Regions from separate parts of the Homo sapiens genome. Here all the other regions are linked to region 6. Evidence: chromatin contacts called from ENCODE Hi-C or POLR2A ChIA-PET data. All regions are on one chromosome and are shown on one strand. Each heading gives the region's core, a stretch centred on a gene start or an enhancer-like site at or near the end of the contact. The rest is flanking DNA. Distances are from core to core; before and after follow the strand shown.

Evidence for each region. A loop is a pair of places that touch in the nucleus more often than their neighbours do. ChIA-PET counts read pairs that join two places held with the same protein, here RNA polymerase II (POLR2A). Pooled maps may share reads with other maps.
Region 1: a loop to region 6 is called in a map of CD8-positive, alpha-beta T cell, with 20 times the contacts of the local background. The contact joins the enhancer-like site here to the promoter of OSBPL11 in region 6. A Hi-C loop is called at or near these places in 1 of 168 maps with a recorded cell type or tissue (CD8-positive, alpha-beta T cell) and 4 of 50 pooled maps. POLR2A ChIA-PET finds 5 or more read pairs at or near these places in 1 of 52 experiments (Panc1).
Region 2: a map of naive thymus-derived CD4-positive, alpha-beta T cell shows a loop between it and region 6 (14-fold over the local background). The contact joins the promoter of IFT122 here to the promoter of OSBPL11 in region 6. A Hi-C loop is called at or near these places in 1 of 168 maps with a recorded cell type or tissue (naive thymus-derived CD4-positive, alpha-beta T cell) and 6 of 50 pooled maps. POLR2A ChIA-PET finds 5 or more read pairs at or near these places in 2 of 52 experiments (B cell and GM10248).
Region 3: a pooled map shows a loop between it and region 6 (7-fold over the local background). The contact joins the promoter of RAB43 here to the promoter of OSBPL11 in region 6. A Hi-C loop is called at or near these places in 3 of 50 pooled maps. POLR2A ChIA-PET finds 5 or more read pairs at or near these places in 2 of 52 experiments (B cell and activated T-cell).
Region 4: a loop to region 6 is called in a map of B cell, with 16 times the contacts of the local background. The contact joins the promoter of LINC02021 here to the promoter of OSBPL11 in region 6. A Hi-C loop is called at or near these places in 1 of 168 maps with a recorded cell type or tissue (B cell) and 5 of 50 pooled maps. POLR2A ChIA-PET finds 5 or more read pairs at or near these places in 2 of 52 experiments (A673 and PC-3).
Region 5: a loop to region 6 is called in a map of B cell, with 9 times the contacts of the local background. The contact joins the promoter of RAB7A here to the promoter of OSBPL11 in region 6. A Hi-C loop is called at or near these places in 1 of 168 maps with a recorded cell type or tissue (B cell) and 1 of 50 pooled maps. POLR2A ChIA-PET finds 5 or more read pairs at or near these places in 1 of 52 experiments (RWPE1).
Region 7: a pooled map shows a loop between it and region 6 (8-fold over the local background). The contact joins the promoter of ACAD9-DT here to the promoter of OSBPL11 in region 6. A Hi-C loop is called at or near these places in 5 of 50 pooled maps. POLR2A ChIA-PET finds 5 or more read pairs at or near these places in 2 of 52 experiments (CD4-positive, alpha-beta T cell and activated B cell).

What each region holds. Positions count from the first base shown.
Region 1 is chr3:128,616,342-128,619,041 of GRCh38, reverse strand. No RefSeq gene overlaps it. Among named protein-coding and RNA genes, the nearest start is that of RPN1, 33 kb to the left of the region's middle. RefSeq lists enhancers at 863-912, 628-1,139, 933-1,222. Within about 2 kb of position 1,326, at least 32 of the 41 ENCODE cell types and tissues checked have a DNase peak (open chromatin) inside an H3K27ac peak, as active enhancers do; they include CD8-positive, alpha-beta T cell, where a contact is called at or near this core.
Region 2 is chr3:129,438,964-129,441,663 of GRCh38, reverse strand. It overlaps IFT122 (intraflagellar transport 122), which reads right to left and starts at 1,440. Exons shown (of 30, transcript NM_052989.3): 1 at 1,293-1,440. The coding sequence starts at 1,333. It overlaps MBD4 (methyl-CpG binding domain 4, DNA glycosylase), which reads left to right and starts at 1,716. Exons shown (of 8, transcript NM_001276270.2): 1 at 1,716-1,934. The coding sequence starts at 1,831. RefSeq lists enhancers at 437-486, 887-936, 967-1,016, 1,167-1,376, 1,577-1,716 and 1 more.
Region 3 is chr3:129,120,448-129,123,147 of GRCh38, reverse strand. RAB43 (RAB43, member RAS oncogene family) reads left to right here and starts at 1,344. Exons shown (of 3, transcript NM_198490.3): 1 at 1,344-1,862. The coding sequence starts at 1,659. The region is part of intron 11 of ISY1-RAB43 (ISY1-RAB43 readthrough); the gene reads left to right. RefSeq lists silencers at 1,115-1,334, 1,355-1,534 and an enhancer at 2,315-2,700.
Region 4 is chr3:130,110,393-130,113,092 of GRCh38, reverse strand. It overlaps LINC02021 (long intergenic non-protein coding RNA 2021), which reads right to left and starts at 1,386. Exons shown (of 3, transcript NR_146653.1): 1 at 1,281-1,386; 2 at 349-471. It also overlaps the pseudogene FAM86HP. RefSeq lists silencers at 686-855, 926-975 and enhancers at 1,976-2,025, 2,126-2,315.
Region 5 is chr3:128,724,874-128,727,573 of GRCh38, reverse strand. RAB7A (RAB7A, member RAS oncogene family) reads right to left here and starts at 1,391. Exons shown (of 6, transcript NM_004637.6): 1 at 1,215-1,391. RefSeq lists a silencer at 968-1,257 and enhancers at 524-1,508, 1,538-1,667.
Region 6 is chr3:125,594,068-125,596,767 of GRCh38, reverse strand. It overlaps OSBPL11 (oxysterol binding protein like 11), which reads left to right and starts at 1,271. Exons shown (of 13, transcript NM_022776.5): 1 at 1,271-2,131. The coding sequence starts at 1,968. RefSeq lists a silencer at 1,154-1,563 and enhancers at 1,664-1,723, 2,684-2,700.
Region 7 is chr3:128,878,106-128,880,805 of GRCh38, reverse strand. ACAD9-DT (ACAD9 divergent transcript) reads left to right here and starts at 1,370. Exons shown (of 3, transcript NR_186174.1): 1 at 1,370-1,670. ACAD9 (acyl-CoA dehydrogenase family member 9) reads right to left here and starts at 1,186. Exons shown (of 18, transcript NM_014049.5): 1 at 965-1,186. The coding sequence starts at 1,114. RefSeq lists enhancers at 1-611, 920-999, 612-1,464, 1,060-1,609, 1,465-2,316.

The sequences.
Region 1 (2,700 bases), core at 77-2,576, 3.0 Mb before region 6:
GGGCCTAGACATGGTTATGGAAAAGGTGAGAAGGAGGCTGTGGGAGGGGACAGTGCCTAGGAAGGGTATAGAATAAGAAGAGATCCAGAACTGAATATTAAGACGACAAAGTAATAGTGGCCACCTGGGTTGACAAAGACCAGGACTCTCCTTACCTGGGACGAGAAAGACCAGGACTGTGGTGTCATGAAGCCAAGTGGAAAAATGTTTCCAGGAGTGAACCATCTGAGGCTGAAGAGACCGAGCAGTGCCTTTTGGCTGTAGGAGTGGATCACTGAAGCCTTTTACCCATTGGTGACTTGAGAACTGTGTTGGTGTGGGGATGGGAATTGGACGGAAGTGAGACTTAACTTTGAGTCCTGACAAAGCATTTCGCAAACAGGCTGGGAAAGGGATGAGTGAGGGCCTTCAGGAGGCTGTGCTGCTTGAATGTTCTACTCTAAGGTTGGGGACACCAAGTGTGTTGAATGCCATTGGGAAAGATCCAGTTGAAAATGAGAAGTTGAACATAGGGATTAGGAGATTGTGCAGGGGGAAAATGGGGGATCCAAGGACAGTGGAAGGATGGGAGGAGCAAGAAGGAAGACCCTCCAGAGTCGTGCTCTGCAGTCGGATCCCTGGATGGAAATCCCAGGCCTGCCGCTCTCTGTGACCTCAGGCAAGTCTTTCCGTGCAAAATGGAGTAGGGCTGTTACCTGCTTCCTAGGATGGCTGTGTGGGTCACATGCTGTCATAATGCAAGGTGGCGTATAGCAAATGCTTGTTAAACAGCGACGGTCTCGCCGAGCTCTGGCCTGAGCCGGGGGCAGAGGGTTGGTCCTGTCCTGGGGGTTGGAAGCCGTGGAGGCCACGTTTAATCAGTGTTCACAGTGGTGTGCCCGTGGACCTGGCCTCACGCACGCCCGGCCTTGGGAGCCCCTGCGGGAGGGTGCATACCCTGACCTGCCCGAGAGGCGTCTGCCGCAGCCCCTGCTTCCCCTAGGGAACCCCCGGGCGGCTGTGCCTCACGGAGGGGCCCTGCTTTACCGCGGCTGCATACCACCTCGGGCCATTTGGTCAGCTGCTTCACCAGCTCTCTTCATCCTCTTACTCTCCCTGAATCTTTTTCTTCGTTTTTTGGAGCAGTCAGAAAGCTTGGCCGAAATCAAGATAACTCGCTGGGCCCGCGTGCAGATTGGTGGGCGCCCTCTGCTGGGCCGGCGGGCCTCTCGCAGGCCTGAGGAGCGAGCTGCGCCTGCGCCCTGGTGTCCCTTCGTAACACTGCGGCACGTCACGAGGCGGGCACCGGGGAGTATGGGCGAAATCGCAGGCGCAGACGGCGGGCTCGGGCTAGAAAAGTCGCGCATGCGTGGGGCTAATTTAAAGGCGGCGCGGCTCCAACAGAACCAAAGCCAATTCTCCGGCTGTGGCGCCACCTACGGGTGTGGGCTCGTAAACGGCCTCCTCTGGCCGGACTAGGACTGGGTCTGGGGTCGGCGGGCTCAGGACCACTGGGCTGCTGAGGGGCTTAGCCATGGGGACCTGGGCTCTCAGCTGCCCTGGAAAGCCACAGGGCTAGCTGGGCTGGCCAAGGCCGGTGGCTCCCCCAGCATCCTGTGGTGGGTGCATCCCTGGGCCCAGTGGGGCATCCGGTGCTGCCCTCCCCACCTACGGGCTTACATCCTTTGGTTGCTGGGACAGAGCGCCCTACGCCACGCGCAGCCCTGCGCTTCCCTGATCCTCGGTTTCCCCAGTAGTAAACAGGGCCTCAGTTTCCCCCTTGTAAATCTCAGGGAGGAGGTGAAGTGGGGCCCTAGGTGTAAAGCCAGGTTCAGGCTGGGCATCCCTTGGCGCAAGGTGACATGCCCCAGACACCTGACACCTCTCAGTCTCAGACCCAGCGTACTTTCTCTGTGGCCCTCATGTGGCCGTATAGGAGTGGCCCACCCACTCCCACTCCCATTCAGATCCCCAGGCCACAGTGCCTTTTGTCCAGCCTTGGCCAAGATGCCTGACCCTAGTGGCCTGGCCCTGGCTGCTTCCATGGCTGCAGCTTTGGGATGTCCCTGTAGTCATAGGTGGCCTCATGGCAGTCCCCCAGCCTTGAACCTGGACCCTGGCTCAGGGAGGGGAAAACACGGCTGAAGAAGGGCTGGGTGTCACTTTCTCTCTTCCATTTGTCTTGGAGGCTGTCATGGGAGAAAACCCCAAAGGACCCAGTGCGCCCTCACAGTTTCACCACAAGTATCCTGACCGGGCGTCTGGTGCCGAGCTGATAGTGCAGGCCCCGGCCGCAGCCCCGCCGGAAGCCCATGCTGCCAGCGGTTGGGGGCCGCAGGCTCAGACAGGAAATGCCCCCGAGTGTACCCCAGGGCCCTCTGCAAAGGCCTGATGCTTTGGATGAGGCCTGGCGCCATTTTGAAGCTGGGCCTGACTCTGGGACTCTGGCCTGGTTCTGGGGCTGGTGGCCTGGGATCTGGGGACTGCTTTGTCACCTGCCTGGGCAGGTGTGGGAGATGACAGGGAGGGAAGAGAGAACCTTCAAACTGGGCTAGACCTGAAGCGAAAGCTGAATGATGCAGCCTGTCCCCTACCATGGCCAACCCCTTCATGGTGCCCCCAGCCCAGCCCTTTAGGGTCTCAGCTTCCATCAGGCCCTTAGTTCCATATGTGGTGTGACAGGCCCAGGACTAAATGCAGGGGACACAGAAGGGAGCAGAC
Region 2 (2,700 bases), core at 191-2,690, 3.8 Mb before region 6:
CTGCCTGTCTCCTGCAGACATTTGAGTTTGCCACGTCTGTAACATAAGGAAAAATTAATGTAGTGGCTGAGAGCGTTGACGTTGGAGTGAGGAAGACCTGAGCTTGAAAGCTGGTTCCACCCCTCACTGTGTGACGCTGGCAAATTATCCACCCTCTCTGGGCTTCAGTTTCCTCATACATAAAATAGAGGAAATTATAGTACCTACCTTAGAGAGTGGTGAAGACACAACGAGATAAAGGATATGAAGTGCTTAGCCAGCACCTGGCACATAGTGTCAGCTACCACTAGTGCCGAACACAAAAGAGAGGACCCGTCTCCAACGTGAGCCTTGAAGGATGTTCAGGATTTCCGTGTGAGATGAGGAGAGACGGCATGCTTTACACAGAGAAAGATCTCAGAAGGGACAGAACCAAAGACAAGTAACCTGCTCCAGTGGCCAGAACAGAGGCTTCACAACAATGCTGAATGATTTTCAAAGTCAGGCCAAGACCTATCCCATAAGTAAGAATATGACAAAACAGACTGCTATGTTATAGATTTAGGCGATAACAATGGAATAGGACATTAAATAACTGAATCAAAAGGTGACAAAGTCATTCCCCTTCAGTTCTTTTTCAGACTTCCCAATTAGGAGAGCTTGTGTTTGGTGCTCATTTTGAGCACCTTTCTGATCATACCTGCCCATCTCCAGTTTTAGAGAAACGAGATCTCAGGTTTAAAGGCTCCCTAGCAACAATAGCTAGCTACAGCTTGTTCAGTTTTGTTTCTCCCTACTTTAAGTTTTACTTTTACACTTAGAGCAAGCGACGCTGATTTTATCTTAACATTTAGAGCAAGTGACACTGGTTTTCATAAATGGAGTAATAAAGTTTCCTTGTAAAATGTGAAATCATAATTAAAATAAATGAGACAATTTAGAGAAAAACGTCAAGAAAACAAGAGTATGGGTACTATGTGGATGTGGCAAGAACTGTGAAGCTTGAGCAGCTTCGTGCTGTCTCGTGGGTGTGAGATGAATCCAAGGCAGCGACAGGGCCAGACCGTGAGGGAAGAGCCGCCTCCACCCGCCACCACCTCAGGCGCGGCACCTCCCTTTGCCGCTCTCCAACCCTCGGGAGTTTCTCCAACCGCCAAGGGGCGGGAGGGCGACCCTGCAGTCTCCCAGGCCGGGGTTCAGTGCCCTCGGCCCAGGCAGCAAGCCCGCTGCCCCCCTCAAACACGCTGCAGCGGCTCGCGCACTCCCCGCGAGGACTCGACCTCCTGCTCTTCGCGAACCGCCCCGCTCCTCACCAGTGCTCGGCTTTATCTCTCCACGTCAACACGGCCCTCATCACGGCTTCCCTTACGGCTCGGGCTCCTCCTACCCGCCTCAGCGTCTGTCTCAGCAACCGCCTCACTAACGGTCGCCACTCCACAAGCCACTTTGGCTACCTGCGTTACCCCTGGCAACGTACATGCGCGGTAAGCTGAGTGCGAGGGCGCCTTGCTCCGAGCGCGCATGTCCGAAAGGGAAAGCCAGAAAAGCAGCAAAAGCAATGGTGGCACTGGAGCCCCTAAGGCGCCAGCGCAACCAGAGCGCGAGCGATTGGTCGGGGCGTGTGGGGGCGGTGCGTCTTCCTCGAGAATGGATTTGATTGGTGGAGCGTGGAAATGGCGGCTGTAGCCGAGGGGGCGGCCGGAAAGCAGCGGCGGCGTCTGGGGCGCTTTCGCAACATTCAGACCTCGGTTGCAGCCCGGTGCCGTGAGCTGAAGAGGTTTCACATCTTACTCCGCCCCACACCCTGGGCGTTGCGGCGCTGGGCTCGTTGCTGCAGCCGGACCCTGCTCGATGGGCACGACTGGGCTGGAGAGTCTGAGTCTGGGGGACCGCGGAGCTGCCCCCACCGTCACCTCTAGTGAGCGCCTAGTCCCAGACCCGCCGAATGACCTCCGGTAAGTTACTGTCCCCTTTTGGGCCTCAGTTTCACCACCTGTAAAATGGTATCGGGAGAGTGGACAGTGTGTGGGCCTTTCTAACCTTTGACAGAGGGTCGGCAGAAACCTCGAAGCCCACGGGTTTAGTTACTAGGGTCTGGAGCCCAGGTGCTCTTCCTGTGCGATCAGCCCTGGGGTGCGCTCGACTTCCTCATCTAAGATGACTAGGGAGACTGGGGGGGAGCCGGGAGGTTTTGTGAAAGAGGTCCCCTTGGGGTTGGAGGATCCTAGGAAGTCATTAGACTACGTGTGTGATAGGAGGTTAAGATTTACCTACTTTTTTCAAAATTTAATACTAAGAACTACTTTGAAAGAGGCATCACCTTCTTTTTACAGAGTCTTTTACCGAGACTTTGAGATGTTAAGTAACTTGCTGCTAAACTTACAGCTGGTAGAGCTGGAATTTGAGCCCCAGTCTCTTAAGAGTTTGTGCTGATTCCACCAGGCTTCAGTATTTTTATCTCTAAAATTGTAAACAATATCATTTCATAAGATCCATCCAGCTCCTCAAAATTATTTTACCCCAAATTACATCAGAAAACCTTGATTCTAATTCTAGTTCTTGCAGTTTCCCTATTTGTAGAAAAGAACTTGGGTTAAATGATCTCTCTAGACCCATCCACCTTTTACAATCTGTGGTTTAGTGATTAGGATACACTTTACTGAAATTTTTTTTTTAATTTTAAAAGTATGTTTTCATCATAGAAGACACATTGGAACTTTA
Region 3 (2,700 bases), core at 95-2,594, 3.5 Mb before region 6:
CTGTCTAGAGGGGTAAGGGGTGCTGTCAATTCCTTCCCATCTTCGGAGCTGGGAAGCCCAGTCCTGTTGGATCTAGTATAAGCTTCTTACAGATGTTTGGGTCTCCTTTCTCTGAGGCGCCCTGGTTCACTGGGCCAACTCAGGAGTTGGTCTGCCCTTCCTCAGAAATCCCTTCAAGTTTTTCTGTTCCTCTTCCTAGACTGGTGCTTTTTGGCTGGGTCAGTTTCCCAAATGGGCCTGTAGCTGCTCTGAGCTGGGTCATCCAGCCGTTTAGCAGCTGCTTCAACCACTGCTAGGCTGCCTTTTGGAGACAAGAGCTCCCAGCTCCTCCTTCTGGCCTAGCTTCCCATCAAATGGGGCCCTGGGTCCTCTCCTCACAAGGATTTTGGGCTCCTCCGCAGTTTTGTAGCCAGCCTGGATTCTGGCCTTCTGCAGCCTGCTCCCTCCCTTCCCTTCCGCCCCTGGGAAGAGCGACCCCCACCACTCTCGGAGACTGCACTGCCCGCCTGTCAGAGTGGGCACTCAGGTGACACTGCTGTGGTCGTCCCCTTCCTCCGTGATCCATTCCGGAGGGGGTCATTCTTAGTCTAGGCCTGCAGGCCCGGAGCTCCAGCCATGGTCTCCGCCTGTCCCTGACCGGCGGTCTGGGAGGCAGCAGGTAGGGGATCCCGGGCAGGCGGACCAGGCCTGGGTGGGGGGCGAGCAGGAGGCGCGGGACAGCACCTGGGGGTCCCAGCTGATGAAGGGTCGGGGTGGGCAGCGGTTTGGGGGCCAGACGGATCCGCGGTGTGGGCGCGCCGGGGTGTTGATGGAGGAGGGGCCGAGGTGCTGAGGGCGGGGTCGGGCTGGGGTCGGGGCTGAGGGCGGAGTCGGGTGGGGCGGAGTCAGAGCTGAGGTGAGCCTGAGGGCGGAGTCGGGGCGGGCTGAGGTGGGCCTGTGGGCGGAGTCGGGGCGGTGTGCTGAGGTGGGCCTGAGGGCGGAGTCGAGGTCGGGCTGAAGGCGGAGTCGGGGAGGGCTGAGGTGGGCCTGAAGGCAGAGTCGAGGTCGGAGCTGGGGACGGAGTCGAGTTCGGGCTGAGGGCGGAGTCGGGGCGGGCTGAGGTGGTCCTGTGGGCGGAGTCGAGGTCGGGCTGAGGGCAGAGTCGGGTCGGAGTCGGGGCGCGCTGAGGTGGGCCTGGGGGCGGAGTCGAGGTCGGAGCTGAGGGCGGAGTCGGGGGCGGGGACGTAGGCGGAACCCGGGTCGGGCTGAGGTGGGCCCGAGGGTTGGGCTGGGGGCGGAGTGGGTGCCAGCCTGAGGGCGGAGCCGGGGGCGGGCGGGGGCGGGCTGGGGCGGGCCTACAGGCCAGACTGGTGTGGCACGGAGCTGAGGACCGGCCGGAGCTTTGCGGAGGGCCCGGCTTGGCGGGTCCGGGGGGGAGCCGAACCCGCGGGGCACCGGGTCCGGGCGGGGCCGAGCCGGGCCGGGGCGGGAGCCAGCCGGGGTGGGGCGGGGCCGAGGCCGAGGCAGGCGGTCGGCAGTGCTGGGGGTTCAGGTGTTGCGGCGGCTCCACGTAGCCAGGCGGCCCGTGGGCTGGAGCGGGCGGAGCTCGGCCCGCGGCTTGCGTGAGCTCAGGCCGGTCCCAGCGTCCAGAGCGCCGGCCCTTCGGCTTCTTCTAGGCCATGGCAGGGCCGGGCCCAGGCCCGGGGGACCCGGACGAGCAGTACGATTTCCTGTTCAAGCTGGTGCTGGTGGGCGACGCAAGCGTGGGCAAGACGTGCGTGGTGCAGCGCTTCAAGACCGGCGCCTTCTCGGAGCGCCAGGGAAGCACCATCGGCGTCGACTTCACCATGAAGACGCTGGAGATCCAGGGCAAGCGGGTCAAGGTGGGAGGCCGGCCAGGGCCCCTGGAAGGCGCTCCCTCGGAGGGTGGGGCGGGGGCAGCGGAGCCCCTGGCCGCGGCGAGCGCACCCCGCGTCCATCTGAAGTTTCCTTTGGCTTCCCCTTTTTCCTTCCTCGGGTCGGAGCAGGCCTGGGCCCCGGGGTCTGGGCCGGGTTCAAGTCCTCAAAGCGCCGGCCGTGGGTTGCTGGGGGGGGGGGGGGCGAGGGAGTGTGGAGGAGGCGGCCCTGCCCTCCGGAGCTCACACCCTAGGAGGGGACTGTGCTCCAAAATAACTTTAGCCATTGGAAGGCAGGGGGTTAGACTCCCCTGTTCCAGGTACTAGCGGAGCGCCTTGGAGTGCGGAGATCAGACCCCCCACCTCCATCCACCGCGATGGCAGCCCCCAGCTCAGCCCACCGGCGGGGCACTCAGCCAGAGAACTGCATCCCCACCCCAGGACTAGGAGCGATCAGGAAGTAGTTGCTTTTAGGACCAGAGGGCCAAAACTTTTTGTCAGAATTTCCGGCCTGGCCACGCCTCCCTGCAGTCTCTTTGTGGACCTGGTGGTGGAACTTTACTCGACTAGGGCCAGCCCCGGTTCCCTCCCCCAGCTGGAGTTTGATAGAAACTGAAAACTTCACAGATACCGGAAGGTGGGGGAGAGAACCAAGCTTTGGCAATGGCTCCGAATAAAAACAGCAGGATGTGGTTGCCACAATGTCCTGGCAGTGGTTTGATAAATATTTGTGATGAATGAAATCAGAGTTTCTTAACCTAGGTGTTAGTACTCCCTAATCAACCAGGAGATCCTGGGCTGAAGGCACTCAGTAACTTTTCTGAAC
Region 4 (2,700 bases), core at 137-2,636, 4.5 Mb before region 6:
TTTCAGGGACAGTACTGAAATCTGAACTGTGTTGCTAACTGCCCTGCCTTTCAACTCAAGACACAATAACTTTGAACTAAAATAATTATATTTTTGTTGTTTTCCACTCTGTCCCCACGTCTATATCACCACAACCCCCAATCCCACCCCGCAGGAGCTAACTCCTCCTTCCTGTCCCCGCAAGATCAAAACTCCTCCTGCAAGCCCCGCTAGCTCTGTCTGCTCACCTTCGTGGCAGATATGCTATTGTACTTTTACACTCATTTGTGTGATAAATACTTCAATGTCCACTTCTTCCACGAGCCCCTGAGCCCCTGGAGGGCCTGGACAACACCGAGTTTTTCTCACCGTTACATCTCCGTTGTCAGGCACTTAATAAGTATTTGGTGAACGAATGGCTTGTTTGGTGACACTCCAAAGGCTGGGGGACAGAGGTAAAGCTCCCTCCTTTTGGGCCCCAGACGGGTGGCGCTGATGGAGAGAGGAGGCTAGGATAAGGCCTCCAGGACCGAAGCGCGCACCCGTAAGGCCCCTGCTAAAAAGACCTTCCTGAAGGCGGAGGAACTGCGAGTGCCTACGTTAGCCCAAGGCCTGACCTGACGATCCCAGGGACCCTCGCTCTAACTGGCCCCGCCTCCCGGGCCCCAAACCCGGACTCGGCCCCGCCCGAAGCTCCGGATCCTGGGGCCCGCCCCTGGCCCCGCGTCGGCAGACCGTGGGCTCGCTCCTGGACCTGCCTCAAACCCTCCGCAGGTAACGCCTCCCGAACTTGAGCCACATTCCGATCCCCTCCTCAAACCCCTCCCCGTTTCCCACACCCTGGACCCCTCGCTCCGTCTCGGCCCCGCCCCAAGCCCAGCTAGGTCTGGGCCCCTGAGCCCAGCCCCGACCGGCCTCCCAGTCCCTGGGTCCCTCCCGACACCGGCCCCTCCCTAAGCTCCGCCTCCCAGGGCCCGCCTCCTGAGCGCAGCCCGCAGCCTGGACTCCGCCCCGCCTCCCGGACCCTGGGCCCCTCCCCACGTGGGCCCGTCCTAAGCTCCGCCTCCCAGAGTCCGCGCACCGCCTGGCCATGTGCTAAGACATAGTCAACGCCCCGCCCCGGCCCCGCCTCCTGAGCCCTTCTCTGGGTCTGGCCTTAGCCCCGCCCTAGGACCTGTCTCCTGGGCTCTGCTCCGAGTCCCGCCTCCTGAACCCAATGGCGTTTATCCCCGCCCTAATGCCCGCCTCCAGGACTCTTATCCTGCCCTCACGCAAGGCACCGCCTCCAGGACGCCACCAACCTGGACGCTTCCGAAGCCCAGCTTCCAGGATCGCCCTATCCTGGCCCCGCCCCAGGACCCGCCAACCTGGAATCTACCCAGGACCTGCCCCAACGACGTTAATTCTGGCCCTACCCCAGGCCTCGCTCTCATGACGCTCATCCTGGCCCCACCCCAGGCCCCACCCTCCTAAGCTCATCTTGGCCCCGCCCTAGCGCCCGCCCCCAGGACGCTCCTCCTGACCCTACCCCTAGGCCCCGCCACCTCTCTGCCTCCGCGCACTACCCTGGGCCCGCCCCCTTTTCAGTCCAGGCCCGGCTTCCGCCCGGTCTCCTGGCAACGCTGCGGCCCCGCCCACGTCATGGCGCCTGAGGAGAACGCGGGTACCAAACTCTTGCTGCAGAGTTTCGAGCGCCGCTTCCTAGCGGCGCGCACACTGCGCTCCTTCCCCTGGCAGGTGGGCGGCGGGGCGAGCGGAGAGGCCTGCGGGGCTTGCGGAAGTCCAGGGGCAGACGGGATGGGTCTCCCTGCTGAAACCCCCGGCGCTCCTGCCACGTGAGTTCCTGGGCTCTCCCCGGTCAGGGCCACGAGACCCGGTCCCCGTCCCTGGGGCCTGGCCAGAGTCGCTCTCACCCCTCCTGCCCCGCGAGCTGGCGGCGGAAGCTGGGGGCGTCTCCACAGTCTTGGGGGGCAGACGCGCGCTCGGTGTGGGGTACAGTTCACGATCATTTTCATGACTTTTTAAAGGCAGTAATCGTTCTGGTCACTGGGACACAGCTGCCCTCGCCCATTCTAAAAAGTCAGCACCCTCAGGCCCGCGGGTAACCACCTCCTCCTGAGCACGGTGACCAGGTCAAAGGCTGTCCCTCGGGCCTCAGTGTTCTCATCTGTATGTCGAGCACTGCACAGAATCAGCTCATGCGCTGAGGCTTTCACTCCTGTGATGGAAGAGACAGAGAAGGGGGTGGCCTCTCCTCTCCCTGGGGACCTGCCATTCTCAGCACAGGCGCATGGCAGGCAGCAGCCTCCCTTCTGCCAGCAGAGGGGCTTAATGCACCCTGCTCCATTTGTAATTCATGTGCGGTGAGCTCACTGGGATGAGTCAGTTTGGATATATATTCCTCCCTGGGTCTGCCCCATTTTATGGGGTGTTGCTTAATCATTTGCGTTATTCCATTGACATGAAATATTTAGCACTCAGAGATCATTTCTGGTCAGGAGAAATTTGTGCATTTTTAACCCAAAATAGAAACCTTCATAAAAGCATCATAGGTCTCCATTCAGTATTGACTATAATTGTTCACATGCCCACGCTGAATGCTAACTTGGGCTCACCATCAACACCCACGAGGTGGGTACTATTATTATCACTCACATTTGACCAGAGGGATTGTTTGATTAGGGTGTAGTAGTTGAGAGTTCAGACCCAGGAGACAGCCTG
Region 5 (2,700 bases), core at 142-2,641, 3.1 Mb before region 6:
GAGCTCCTAATTCGGTGACACTACACCACAATATGTGTGATAAGTCGCAAACGGCATTTCTTATGGCTTTAAGGGAGAACTGATGCTACCAGAAAGACTTTCAAATGACATCAATAGAAAGAAAGGAGGTGGTGGGAGGCACTGAGGTACAGATACCAGGTAGCAAAAGATAAACCAGCAAGCTTCAGGGGTACGTGAAAGCAGTACAACCTAGAAATTTAATACAGTGCTCTGGAGTCTGACTGCCTGGGCTTGCATCTCTGCTTCGTAACTTATTAGCTGTGTGACCTTGGCCAAATGGCTTAGCCTCTCTGTTCAACTTCCCACTGTGTTAAGTGGGCACAACAGTGGTACTTCAGAGGGTTGTTCAAAGAACTAAACATAATGATCTGTTAAAAGGTCTTGCCACGCTGCCTAGCATACAATAAACGCTCAAATATTTGCTGTCAATATTCTCAATATTCCCCTTATGACCCCATTAGGTATCAAGCCTAAAATGAATGCAGAAAGAGGCCCCAAACACGGTCGGAATGGAAACACAACTCTACATCCAACTACCATCTTTCCTCGATTAAGTTGAAAAACTTCTCTCAGGATTTACCGTAACATGCCTAGGACAAAAAGCTCCCTGTCTCCCAGCGCCAGAGGCGCCTCAATGTACACAAGTGTCGAGGCGAGCCCAGCGCACGTGACCTGACTCACTGCCTTGACTCAGTTGCCGTCAGGGAACTCCCACTAACAGGGTCAGGCTGTTCAACTGAAGAACCGGATGGGAACGCGGCTCGGCCCCCAGCGCCTGTGACCCATGCCCGCCGGGTGGGCACGGCGGCGGGCGGCGTGGGCTCTGACACCCTCCTGCTCGCCGCGCTAAGGAACTCCACTGGCCAGCGCGTCCTGCCGCGGCGCAGGGCCGCCCAAGTCAAGGAACCCTCTCGGGTCTCTGAGATCCAGGCCAACAGTAAACAGAGCGTCCGAGACGGGTGGCCGGGGCGGGCAACCCGGCCAGAGGTCACGCCCGACGACCTCCGACCTCTCCAAGCCGGGTGGGGTCTTGGCCTGCTCCGGGGGCCTGAGCGATGCCGGGTGTGCCCGCGTGGCCAGGGCTGGGACTGGAGCCTGCCCAGGAGGACAGGGAGGACGCGAGGCCCTGGCGACCGAGGGGCTGAGGGGGGGGATGGGGCCAGGCCGCCGGCCGGGCTGGGCCCGCTGCTTACCGCGGCCGCTGCGCTGGGGGCTCCGGGCCGGGCGCGTCGCGAGGGCTCCCGCCGAGGAGGAGACTAAACGGAGGACAGAAGCGAGAAGGTCCAAGTTCTGGTTCCAGGGAACTCTCCCGAGCTCTCCAAGCCGCCAACTCCGCCGCTGCCGCCGCCTCAGGCTTTATGGCCAAGACTCCAGGCCCGCTCCCACTTCCGCCACCGCCGCCGCCCCGAGCGGAAGTACCTGTCACGAGACGCTCGACGCCAGGGTGCGGGGGAGGAGCCCCGCCTCAACCTTGCGTCACGTTCCGGCTGCCTCGGGACTGAGCCTGGATCTCGTGCTACAAACATGTCTGCCCCCAAATGGTTGTCCCCATCTTTGAGGCTCATACAAGGAGCAGGACGGCGCCATGTTGGACCCACAGACAGATTCCCTCAGCCATCCCTCCTTACTCCAGAATAAATAATGCCACCGAAGAGGGGACAAGGGGTAAACTGGCCATTCCAGTTGTGTCCTTCTTCGAAAGGCATCATTTATCCTTACTTTAATTACTTAACCAAAAATTATTATCACCATTTTACAAATAAGGAACTGAGACTCAGTATATCATGTCACTTGGTCTAGCTCAACACAGAAACTGGTGGAGCGAGGTTTTGAACCAAGATCTGTCTGATGCCAATATGTGTTATCGTTCTAGTAGACTGCAAATGACTACAGCAATTGTGTGGCTCGGTGATAGAGACAGGAGAAATAGGCACTTTGTCTGGCAGAGGAGACAGCCCAAGAAAATGGAAAATGAGCTAAAGCCTCTCTGAACTTAGTATTAGAGAAGATGTGATAAAGATGGACCGGGTAGAACTCTTCTTGTAAGCACAGAGCAGCCTCCCAAGCACCAGCCCCATCCGAACACATCAGGATCCACTCAGAATTTTTGCCTCCATCTTCAACAATGCCCTCTCATAGTCTTTTCTTATTTTGGTTCATGCAAGCTCCATTCTTTCAATTGTTCCATCCAAAAACCTTGCAATTGTTACAGTAAGTAGTCAGACCTGAGCAGGGCAGGAGAGGGGCCACTCCCCGACCAGCAATGTGAGGCAACCATGACGTGGTTGTCAGGTTAAGCTGTCTCTCTAAAATAATAATTGGTTGCAGCCAGACCAGAGAAAGGCAGTCTCCCAATAGATAAAAACACCTAAAACTGGTGATCAGCAGCTTCCCGATAAGATCTCAGGAGTTGAGGGGTCTGGGGAAAAAAAAAATCTCAAAAGCTAGGCAAGCAGTCTCAACCCTGAGATGGTACAATGTCTGGGGTTTCCCCTACTTTTTCAACCAAAATTGGCTCTTTCCCCAAAACCCTCACCACCTATTCTCCTGTTTTCTCTATGTGTATTCTGAAATGGCCTTGCACACTGCAGAACCATCCGCCTCTGGGGTAAGTCCACTCTTTCTCTGCTTTCACTTTGCATGTGCCCAGGAGTTCAAGACCAGCTTGGGCAACATAAC
Region 6 (2,700 bases), core at 22-2,521:
AACAATATGAGAGGGTCTCTCTCCTTCCTCAGGCTCACTGCAACGTCCGCCTCCCAGGCTCAAGTGATTCTTCTGTCTCAGCCTCTTAAGTAGCTGGGATTACGGGCACGCACCACCATGCCCGGTTAATTTTTGTATTTTTAGTTGAGAATGGGTTTCACCATGTTGGCCAGGCTGGTCTCGAACTCCTGACCTCAAGTGATCCGCCCACCTCGGCCTCCCAAAGTGCTGGGATTACAGGCGTGAGCCACTGTGCCCAGCCTCAAGTCATGTTATTATAAACTAAAATTAGCAATTAGGAGAGACTTTAGAAATCTACCCATGCACTCTTGTTTTACAAATCCAAAACCAAGGCCTAAACAAGGTGAAAGATTTGTCTGGGGTCTGGAAGAGTACCTAGCTCTGTTCTGAGATCTCTAATTTCCATGACAGCTTCTTTTTAATTTATAATAATGATTGGCTTTACTCCAATGTCATGCTTGCCCCCCCCCCACCCCAAGTAACTAAAACGTACAGATGTTTGCTTCGTTCTTGTACTTTCTTATTTTTGTAAGCTTTCTTCCTAAAATGCCTGGAACGGCCCCTCAAATGGAAGGCTAGGACGTGGTTAGGAAGGCGGGCACTCGGCCGGGCGCGGTGGCTCACGCCTGTAATCCCAGCACTTTGGGAGGCCGAGGCGGGCGGATCACGAGGTCAGGAGATCGAGACCATCCCGGCTAAAACGGTGAAACCCCGTCTCTACTAAAAATACAAAAAACTAGCCGGGCGTAGTGGCGGGTGCCTGTAGTCCCAGCTACTTGGGAGGCTGAGGCAGGAGAATGGCGTGAATCCGGGAGGCGGAGCTTGCAGTGAGCCGAGATCGCGCCACTGCACTCCAGCCTGGGCGACAGAGCGAGACTCCGTCTCAAAAAAAAAAAAAAAAAAAAGGAAGGCGGGCACTCACACACCAGAAGGGAACTCTCTAGTGCTGCTGGCTCCTTTGTTTCTTCCTCCTTCACTGTCCGGGTTCCTCGTTCCGTTGCGGCGCCCTCCCTCGCCCTCCCTCGCCCATCAGCCAGTCGCCCAGCTACCAGCTCCCAGAGCCTCCGCCTCCTTCAGGGACCCGCCGCCCTGACCCAAGATGGCGCCAGACGCTTCGGCTGTGAGGGAAGTGAGCTCACGCTACTCCGGAAGGGAAGGCGGGAAGGGAGCAGGGGGCGGGGGGTGGCTGACCCGCTGTGGGGCTGTGGGGCTGTGGGGCTGTGGGTGGGGCGGCGGCCGCGGCCCTGGCATTCGCGCTTGGGTCTGGAGATAGCGCGAGAGACTCACCGGCTCCTGGGAACCCAGTCGAGGGCCCGGGCCAGGGGCATAAGAGGAAGTTGTCCCGAGTGGCTCGCCTCTGGCCCTGGGAGAGGCGGCCCCGGGAGCCGGCGTCCCGCCCCCGGCGGCCTCATTCCCCGACCCTCCTCCCCGGCTGCGCGCGCCGGCCCTGGCTGTATCTCGGGGGCTGCGGCGGGAACTGCCGAGCGGGCTTGACTGGACGCACTGCCTGAGGACCTGCGGAGGAGACGAGGGAGCGCGGCGGGTCAGCCCCGAGGTTAGGCCGCGGGTCCCCTGTCCGTGGCGCTCCGTCCTTTTCCCAGCCGTCTTGGCTACAGAATCTGCGACCTCCCCACACTCCTTCTCTTTTGAGTATGTCACTTAAGTCTTCTCGCCGGATGCTTTTTCCTCCTTGCTTTTGCCGGAAAGGAGAGAGATACATGTGAAGGATATCTGTCCTCGTTGCTTCCCCTGCCCTCTCAAAAGTTTAACTTCTGTGGGAATGTGTATCTTCCTTTTCTGGACCATTTGACAGTCCCGCCCCAGCCGCCGTGTGATTTAGCAACCGGTATCATATTCAGATCAAATCTTAAAAAAAAAAAGTCACCTACAGAACTACAGAATTGTTCTCTCCCGCTCAAGAAGGGCAAGTGGACTTTGGCGTTAAGATGCAGGGGGGTGAACCAGTGTCCACAATGAAAGTCTCGGAGAGCGAAGGAAAGCTGGAGGGCCAGGCCACAGCGGTGACCCCGAACAAGAACAGCAGCTGTGGAGGTGGAATCAGTAGCAGCAGCAGCAGCCGCGGTGGCAGTGCAAAAGGCTGGCAGTACAGGTATGCTCCTTTCTCCAAAATTATTTCCCGAGGTGGAGGTAGGGGTGAATATGCCCTGGAGGCTGCATCCCGCAATTGTTGAAAGATAAAAGTTTTTTCACTGGCTTCCAGAAGCTACTGATACATCTCGTTTGGATCTGGGACCTCGCCTAAAAGATTTAATCCATTCATTTGTTCATTCAACAGGTATTTATGGAAGGCCTTTTGAGGAACACAGAAATGTATCCCTGAACTTCCTCTACAGTCAGAGAGTTAATGCTTCCTCAGATTTAATTCTGTACTCACTTCTGCTTTTGCCTATGTTGCAATTTATTTACAAGCCAGCTTTCTCTGATAGACTGCGAGGGCAGGAACTGTTTAACTCAGCTTTCTCGAGAGGGTAGCAAATACTGGTGCTCAAAACTTACTTGTCCAGAGCTTCTCCAGAATCAGAAAAGATTCTTGCCCTGAAGGTATTTGTGACTTGGAAAGGGGAATGTACATAAGTAATTGGAATGCAAGGACAAAGGTAGAGATCCTAATGCCTCTGATAAACTAAACCTGAGCCTGGAGATGTTCAGTTTGCGTTG
Region 7 (2,700 bases), core at 121-2,620, 3.3 Mb before region 6:
CAGTACTCTACAGTTTAAGAAGACTCTCCATGCACCGTTTATCTCACTGGGGCTCTACAACACATCTGTGAAGGAGACACAACACTATCTCCATTTTAAGGCTGAAAGAACTGAGTCTTGGCCGGGCGCGGTGGCTCACCCCTGTAATCCCAGCACTGTGGGAGGCCGAGGTGGGCGGATCACCCGAGGTCAGTTCTAGACCAGCTTGGCCAACATGGTGAAACCCCGTCTCTGCTAAAAATACAAAAAAAAAAAAAGCCGGGCAGGCGCCTGTAATCCCAGCTACTCCGGAGGCTGAGGCAGGAGAATCGCTTGAACCCAGGAGGGAGGTTGCAGTGAGCACTCCAGCCTGGGCGACAAGAGCGCGACTCTGTCTCAAAAAAAACAACTGAGTTTCAAAGTCAACGAGCCAAGACCAAACCCAAGTCTTCCAACTCTAAGAAGACAATGAGTGTTTTATAACCAAACTGTTACTATTGGCTGGGTTGTGCCACCCTTGGGAAGCATCTTGGAGCCAGATTTCTGAGGAACCTCAATGGCAGGGAGAGGCGCTGGGCTCACCTGGGGAAGGAAGCCCCAGGGCGCTGGAAGGTGACTGAGGAGGGACATGGTGTAAGCTGTTTAGGAATCAGAGAGGAAGCCCCGCACATTTCCAGACCAGACCAGCTGAGATGAAGGCTGCTTTGTTAATTACCTAGCCTAGAGTTTTCCGAATTCCCCTGACAAAATTTAGCTGGAACACGTCACCACCACATTTCCAAGGGTCCCCCGTCTTGGAAATGTCTCACCCTTTCTCTGGGAAGGTTTTCCTGGAACTCAGGAATCCGGAGTGTTAACACGCCTCGGCCGCAGGGTGTATCTCTCTGGCAGGTTTGGGGAATCTCACAAAGTTCAACACCAGTCTTGCAGCTGAGGGTGAAAAGCGGGAGCCAGACAGCAAGGGTTCGCCCAGGGCTCGCGTTACCTTCTTGATTTTGCCTAGGAAAAGCTCTTTGGCGAAAGCTCGTACAGGCGGGCTGGTGCGCAGTAGCCGCCGGTTCGCGGTAGAGACCACCAGACCCCGGCAGGCACGAGCCGCAGCCGTGGTGCGCAGGAAGAGCCCGCAGCCGCTCATGCTGCCCGATGTTCCCCAGCCTCAGCCTCAGTCTCCCCTTCTTAGCGCCGCAGGGACACACACACGTCTGATGACGTTACTGGCCCGCGACAACGTGCAGTACTCACTGCGCTTGCGCGGTCCCCCGCAGCAGGGGATGGAGAGGCCAGAAGGGCGGGAAGGCTACCACCTGCCGCGCCCAAGGCCTTAGTCACGTGCACCTGGCTGGCCCGCGCCGCCTGATGACGTCACACGCCTACGCTTCCCGCCGGCCCCACTGCGCTTGCGCGGCCAAAGGAGCTGGCCGGAGGAAATTGTAGGCCCTGGGCCGCGGGCATCTCGGCGGGTATAATCTCTGGCCGTCGTGACGGCGGTGACGGACCTGTTTTTCACATACCAGCGGTTGTTTCCATAAATGCCAGCCATGGGAAATCTCCCTGTGTACAGAAACCTAAAGGCCGGCTCAGCTGCCTCCACTTGTCTCTTTTGTCACTTGTGGCCACGAGGCCGTGGTAAAACTTGAGAAAAGCAAAAGAATGAGGGAAATGCGCTGTATTGGGGTCTCTGCAGGGGCACGGTAAGGGTAAGGGTCCATTTTTAACTGGATGGTGGATTCCTGAGATACTGTTTTGTTCCTAGTTGACATGTATGTTACATATATTTTTTGGAAAAGGAAAAGAAAGTGGGTGTTCAGTCACAGAGCGGTCTGGATACAACTGAGTCACCTCTGTCCTGGGAAACACTAACTTAAAAGGCAGGCGGAGGAAGAGAAACTACAGAGAGAGCTGAGAAGAGATGGGAACTATTGGATGGGATGGGACAGGCCAGGCTGTAACCGCCCAAGGTTACAGCCCGCTGACTAGACAGCTGATTTATCAAGACGGAAATTGCAATAGAGAGAGAGTAATTCACGCAGAGCCGGGTGTGTTGGAAAGGGAGTTTTATTAGCCAAATCGGTCTCCCCAAAAACGGATCGGAATTTTTAAGGATAATTTGGCGAGTAGAAGCTCGGGAAGTGGGAGGTGCATGATTGGTCGGGTTGGAGATGGACTGATAGGGGGCCGAAGTGAGTTTTTCTTGCTGTCTTCTGTTCCTGAATGGGATTGCAGAACTAGTTGAGCCAGATTACCAGTCTGGGTGTTGGTAGGTTTTACAACAGTGATGTTATTCCCAGGAACAATTTGGGGGACGTTCAGACTCTTGCAACCAAAGGCTGTATGGCCTCTAAACTGTAATTTCTAATCTTATAGCTAATTTGTTAGTCCTCCAAAGGCCAACTGGTCCCAGGCAAGAAGAGGTTGTTTTTTGTTGTTGTTGTTGTTGTTTTCCCGGGAAAGGGCTATTTTTGTTTTGAAGTTAAACTATAAACTCATTCCTTCCCAAGGTTAGTTCAGCCTACGCTCAGGAATGAACAAGGACAGCTTGGAGGTTAGAAGCAAGATGGAGTTGGTTAGGTCAGATCTCTTTCATTGTCTCGGTTATAATTTTGCAGTGGCGGTTTCAAGGCCAGGCCATAGGGGCCCACGTAGGAGGCAGGGCATGCCTGGCACCTCACAGCCCAACAGTGCTCTGAACGTGGCACATGGGCCCTCTACAGATCTTCAGCC